Linked DNA regions of Homo sapiens: region 2 is linked to region 1. A link is a contact called in ENCODE Hi-C or POLR2A ChIA-PET data. All regions are on one chromosome and are shown on one strand. The core of a region is the stretch at or near the end of the contact, and the rest is flanking DNA. Distances in the headings are between cores, read along the strand shown. Region 1 holds the start of ZMAT1 (zinc finger matrin-type 1). Region 2 holds the start of TCEAL2 (transcription elongation factor A like 2).

Region 1 (3,076 bases), core at 277-2,776:
AAAGAGATGAGGTCAAAGAGGTGAATGGGGAGACTAACAGGGCAAAACTGTGTCTTTTGACTTTGTCCAATAAGCACTGGACAGCCAGTGACGACTGGCAACAACTTGGTAATAGATTGGAGGGATTGAGATCAGAGGAAAGAAGACCAGTGGGGTGGATGCCATACGTCTGACCATATATCATGAGGACTTGAAATACAGCAACGGATCTAAGACTGGAAAGGAGAGAATACTTAAGGGAGACTTGCACAAAGGCACCAGGAGGTGTGCCCATCAATAAGGAAAAGGGTGAGATATCCTACAGCATCGACAGTGCATAACTACAGCTACAAGCAACAACATAGATGAATCTTAGAATGTTACGTGAAAGAAACAAGTCCCAGGCCAAGCATGGTGGCTCCTTCCTGTAATCCCAGCTACTCCAGAGGCTGAGGTAAGAGTATTGCTTGAGGGAAAAAAAAGCAGAAACAAGTCCCAGAATGCTACCTAGAAAAAGATATAAATATTTGTGAAAATTGAAAACAATCAAAACTAAACAACACTATTTAGGCACATATCTATGTGATAAGAATATATGTTAAAATGCAAAGAAATAATAAATATAAATCAGGATATTGGTCTCTTTGAGAGGAGAGGTTGGGGGGACAAGATGAGATTTAAGTGATCAGTAATATTCTAGTACTTCTATTGGGTGCTGAATTCACAGGAAGTTATTGTAATTAAGATGGGCAGATCGATAGATAGGCAGTCCTTTAAGAGGCCACGGAAACAATGTGTCAGAATGAAAGCTTCTGTTCTATTCTCTGTACTAAGTGCTTTAAGAAAGCCAGGGGCCGGGCGTGGTGGCTCACGCCTGTAATCCCAGCACTTTGGGAGGCCGAGACAGGTGGATCATGAGGTCAGGAATTCAAGACTAGCCTGGCTAACATAGTGAAACCCCATCTCTACTAAAAATACAAAAATTAGCTGGGCATGGTGGCACATGCCTGTAATCCCAGCTACTCGGGACACTGAGGCAAAATTGCTTGAACCAGGACCCGGGAGGCAGAGGTAGCAGTGAGTGAGATCGCACCACTGCACTCCAGCCTGGGCTACAGGGCGAGACTCTCCCTCAAAAAAAAAAAAAAAAAAAAAAAAAAAGAAAGAGAAAAAAAAAGCCAGGTGAAGATATATTTCAGAGATATTTTGGAGGTGAGATCAATAGTTTCCAGACATTTTTTCCTCTTAAATTGGTTTTAGATTAGATCTCCAAAGAAGCCTCACTGTGCGAGGCCCACGTGCTTTCACATCCCGCGCTTTTTGCCCTTTGCCCTTGGCCGTCGTTGCTTCCCCTCCAAAGGGAGGTGGGGTGACGCAAGGCAGTGGGGGAGGGGGAAACGGCCGGCGGGCTTAAAGCTCTCCGATTGGTGGACTGAGGAGCGAGAACGAGGCTCGAGCTGAAGCGTTAAAAAGAGGAACAAAGGGGGTGGGGCTAACGGAAGGCGGGGCTAAAGGAGCTTAACGGAATCGAGACGCAAGTGCAATTGTCCGCGCGCCTCGCTGCGATGGCGGCGGCGCCGAGCACAGTCACCCCGCTGGCGGCGGAGTCTTCCCCTCAGGAAGCTACCGTCTCTGCCGCCTCCTCCTCCTCCTACACCGCCTGCGCGGCAGCGGCGGCGGCGGCGGCGGCGGCGGCAGTAATTGTTCCTGCCTCCTCCGCCACCTCCGCCCCTGCCTGCCCGCCTGCCGGTGGCTGTGGCGACGGCGGCGGCGGCGGCTTTGGCGGCTCCACTATGGCGGCGGCGGGGAGGGGGGGCAGTAGTTTTAAAGTAGACACCCGCCCTTGCCTCAGAGAAGGTGAGTTCCCGTCCCGGGGTGCGGGGGCGGCCCCATCTCCTTCGCTGCCTCTCTTCAGCCCGTCCGAGATTGGGCTGGGCGCGGTTCGCCACTGCCCCACCCCCACCTGCCGTGGCGCAGTAAAGGCCAAGCTCGCCCCGCCCCGCCCCGCCGTATTAGCCCCGAGTGTGCAAGATGGACTGAAGCAGAGAGGGCCTTCCCTACCTCTCCCACCTGTAAAGGATGGGGGCCCCCAGGCAAAAGAATTGCAGGTACTCATGAGGCAGGAGTTTGAAGGGAAAAAAAAATACCACATAATTTCTCTCCCAGCCAGGACACCTTAGTGTGCTGTAGGAAGCTGAGGTGTGATTTGGAAGAGAGAGGAGGCAAGATAGAAGTGCTGTGGGCCAAGAGGGTCAAGGATAAGGGAACGGGGACCGATGGAGAAAGGGGCGGAGATAAAAGAGGAAATACCGAAGAAATAAGGGGGAGTAAACCCCCTTTGGTGTTCAACGTCCTGCAGTGTAGAAACTAGAAGTAGAATATTTACAGAGAGATGGCGTTAGAAATTTGGGCAGGTTACAAGTGTATACTTGAGCTTTAAAGTAGGATCTGTCGGATTTTAGGAAGGTAAGGTCTGGTGGAGGGGACTCTACTAGGGAAAGAGAGGAAGAGAGTGTGGCAGAAGTACAGATTTCAGGAATCACTTTGGAGAGTTTTCTTTGGCTATTTGAGGATGTGACCTAGTAAAGCAAGATTTACAGGTCCATCTTTAAGGTGGTTTGGCTTTAATAAGTTCTGTTGTACCTACCAACACATATTACTCCTAACATAAAAAGATATTTCTTGACTGTATCAATATAAGCGGTATTCACACAAAGTTCTGTATACTTGTAAACAGCCTACTAATAGCAAACTGTAAAATTTGCCATTGAAATGTGTTTTAAAGCAGTTTGGGAAATGTTCTTAGCTGGTGGAGACCATTCCACTGCAGAGCATCCCAGTAAAGCATTTTGCCATGTAAATTTCGTAATTAATTTCCAGAATTTGCTGTGTTACCTTATGTTGCTAACTTGCCTCCAAAGTGAAAGATTGTGGACACCAAAATAGAGGAAAGTAAGTTCCTTTTTCTTAGGAAGATACTCCATTAAAATTATCGCATAAAAATAATCTCTTCTTCACATTCTTAAATGATATATCCCTGTGTGCTATTCCATAACCTTTCACACCTTTCACTTTGGAGGAATGGCAAAGTAGAAAA
Region 2 (3,076 bases), core at 1-2,500, 190 kb before region 1:
GCTACTTCTGGCTTTCCCTCGTGCGGTGGCTGTTCTTCATTGTCTATCTTTCCTTGATTCGAAGGCATTCCTTCATTTTCATTGAAGAGTTTTTCCATGTCGAGATTTCCCCTCCTTTTCCTTTCCTGGGGGATGGGTGTGGAGGGAAGAGGAGACAAAGAGGAGACATGGGAGACTGAGGGCATGGGGTGGAATGCAGGTCTGGATACTACTTGCATCTCACCCCTGGTGAGGGTTCCCCTAAGCTGACTGGGCCTCCAAGAGGGCCTTCTGCCCACCACGTAGCCCACCACTCCTCCCACACACGTGAGCCAGCTGTTCCCTGGCAGGCCCTGCCACCTTCTCTGCACTGGTTCAGCCTGGTAAGGTGTGTGTTCATGTAGGTAAGGGGATGGGCAGGGGCCCCAATTCGGCCCTGACTGTGCCCTCCACACTCTCAACCCTTGTGGGCCCCTGTCCATGCAGCCCCCTGCTTTCACGGACCTGCGGGGATTCTGGACAGGTTGCTCTTCCTTTTCAGGCCTCTCAGAGCGCTGGGAACAACAGACGCGCAGACCTGCGGACAGACAGGAGACAGGGGCAGGGGCTGCGCGCTTAGCGGGCTCACAGGGACTCGGTTCCCTTTCCTGAGTCCAGGCCCTGCTTACCCACCGTTTTCCTCCCCTACCTCCCCCGCACCCCAGCCGCCATTTCTTTCCAGGCCTCGGGCACCAAACCAGGATGCTTTCCAAACTGCGTTTGTCTCTGTGTCCCCCTTCCCCGGAGGCAACCTGCCCCAGCGCCACCTCATTTTTGCGGAGATCAAGTGTTTCCATGGGTGTAGATTGTGAGAAGGGGTTATTTCCAGAATATGTCTACGTTTCACTGTCGCACTGCGGGGTCGCTACCCCCACCCCCCATTTCCAGCACTAAAATGGATGGAGGACTCAGTGCAAGGGGGCGTCGAGAAGGCGAGCCAGGCTTGCTTCGGGGGTTCTCCCTCCACTGCCCCCGCCCCCGCGACTCCGCATCCCCCTCCTCCCCAATCTACCGGATCCCTTCTCCGCCCCCTCCCCAATCCTACTGCCAGCCCCCTCCACCCCTGTCCCAGGGTCCGCCGGCAGCGCACGCCTTCACACTGACCTGCGGGGACCCAGGACAGGCCTGTGCCTCCTGCGGCTCGCTGAAGCCCGCTCGCTGCTCCCCCGCCGCCTGGGCAGCTCAGACAGCTGATTCTGCGCGGGCGCCCGGACCCGACCGCTGGGCGGGCTGGCGGGCGGGCGCGGGGGCTGGTGCCCACGTAGGCGCCGGGCGGGTCACGTGAGCACCGCGTCACCGGAGCTCTGCCCCCGCTCTTGCCTGACACACCTCACCTTGGAGCTGGGCCCCCCTCTCTTTCCTGACATACCTCACCTTCCATCCCTGAGGGACCGGAGGCTGGGGACGGTCGGAGTCTCGGTGCGTTTGTGTAGCAAAGTGGGGTCGCGGAGAAGAGGAGGAGAGGTGGCTTTCTGACCCTAGGTGCTTTACCTGACGCAGCTCACAGCATCCTCGCAAGGCATATCTCTCTGATGCCCATTATCGCCAGGTGTGACAGCTGATCATAGAGGTACCGGACTTTGCCAAGAGCGCTCAGCCCCAGAACTCCACAGCCCACTTTCAATACCGGCTCTGCCTGACTCCAGAGCCCGGGGGGTAGTGGTGCCTGCCAGGAAGCTGAGCTGCCACCTTGAGTGGCGGTGTTCCTGGGGTTCTGTCCTGGGCCTCCTCTCTCCTCAGTCCTCAAGTTGTCTCTCCCTGTGTGATCTCATTCATTTCCAGTAAACACCGATGACTCCCAGATCTACAGCTCCAGGCTGTTCCCTTCTCCGTGTCTCATATCAGCTTTGCCAACTGTCTATTGGACATCACCGCCTGAGTGTCCCTGAGGGACCCCAAAGCCCGTGTACCCCAAATTGATTTACCAACTTCCTTCTTGCCATCTCCCTTGGTCTCTCTCCACACTTGAAACTTACCTTCCAACATTTGATCAGTTTTCATAGAGAGAGAATGTCAGACAGGTAGAAAAGAAAGCATTAAAACATTTTAAATATGAATTTCAGATGCACAAATTCATCATAGTCCTTGGTTTACAACACACCCTTATCATCGATCCCTGCTTGTCCCTCTTCCTTCCCTTTTCTTTCCCGTCCTATTATTTCCTCCCCTTCCCATCCTTTGTCTTTTTTTTCTTTCCTTTTCTTTCACATTCGTGAAGCCACCACCCACAAAAACTAAGAATCACCAATATTTTAGCTTCTACAGTATAGTGACATGTATATGTATATATACACATGTTTATTTATACACACATATATGTATAGATGTATATGTGTGTACATATGTATGTGTATGTCTTGTGTATATCTGGGCAACAACTATTTTTATTTTGATTTGCAAAATACCTTATCATGATTACAGGATTATGAATTATGTGTGTTACACAAGCAATTCTGATTATATTTCTGCTACACATCTTTCTTCATTTAGTAAAACCTTGATCTTCCTACAGTATTTTGCTCTATCAATATGTGTATTCGTCATTATCACCACATCACCAATAATTCTGTCCTCAATGTTGAATTTTTTTCCTGAATTATCGAGGCTAGGTGTTTCAATTTCATCAGTATAAACTTCCATAAAATTATTATAATTATTCAAGAATTTGATGAAAATAATATCAAATCAGTTGAAAAGAACTGATTTTCTGTTTTAATCATCTAATTATAGTGATTTTAAGCTGTCTTCAGTAACTATTTGCTAAGTTATTTTGCTAATGGAGCCAAAGTATTAACAACTATTTCTCCTCTTTTAAAACATATACACAAAAATGTGGGATTCAAAATTAGTATCATTAAATTTGAAGAAATGTCATTTTATCTAAATTAAAAGATCTGTTCACAAAATGAGAAGTCAACACAACTTTTGCATTTGCATGTAATAAATTGACACATTGTTCCTCAAGTAATTACTACCTTTGGAAGAAGATATAATGACAGTTCTCTTGATGCATAGTATATGTTGATTAAACATATTTTAAGTTAAATGTTTGTCATCC

Evidence for each region. Hi-C counts contacts between places; a loop is a spot of excess contacts on that map. ChIA-PET counts read pairs that join two places held with the same protein, here RNA polymerase II (POLR2A). Pooled maps may share reads with other maps.
Region 2: a map of sigmoid colon shows a loop between it and region 1 (2.8-fold over the local background). The contact joins the promoter of TCEAL2 here to the promoter of ZMAT1 in region 1. A Hi-C loop is called at or near these places in 2 of 168 maps with a recorded cell type or tissue (ascending aorta and sigmoid colon) and 2 of 50 pooled maps. POLR2A ChIA-PET finds 5 or more read pairs at or near these places in 1 of 52 experiments (WTC11).

The regions. Positions count from the first base shown.
Region 1 is chrX:101,930,477-101,933,552 of GRCh38, reverse strand. ZMAT1 (zinc finger matrin-type 1) reads left to right here and starts at 1,526. Exons shown (of 6, transcript NM_001394560.1): 1 at 1,526-1,836. The coding sequence starts at 1,545. RefSeq lists an enhancer at 1,247-1,747.
Region 2 is chrX:102,123,853-102,126,928 of GRCh38, reverse strand. TCEAL2 (transcription elongation factor A like 2) reads right to left here and starts at 1,250. Exons shown (of 3, transcript NM_080390.4): 1 at 1,123-1,250; 2 at 484-556; 3 at 1-125. The coding sequence starts at 98.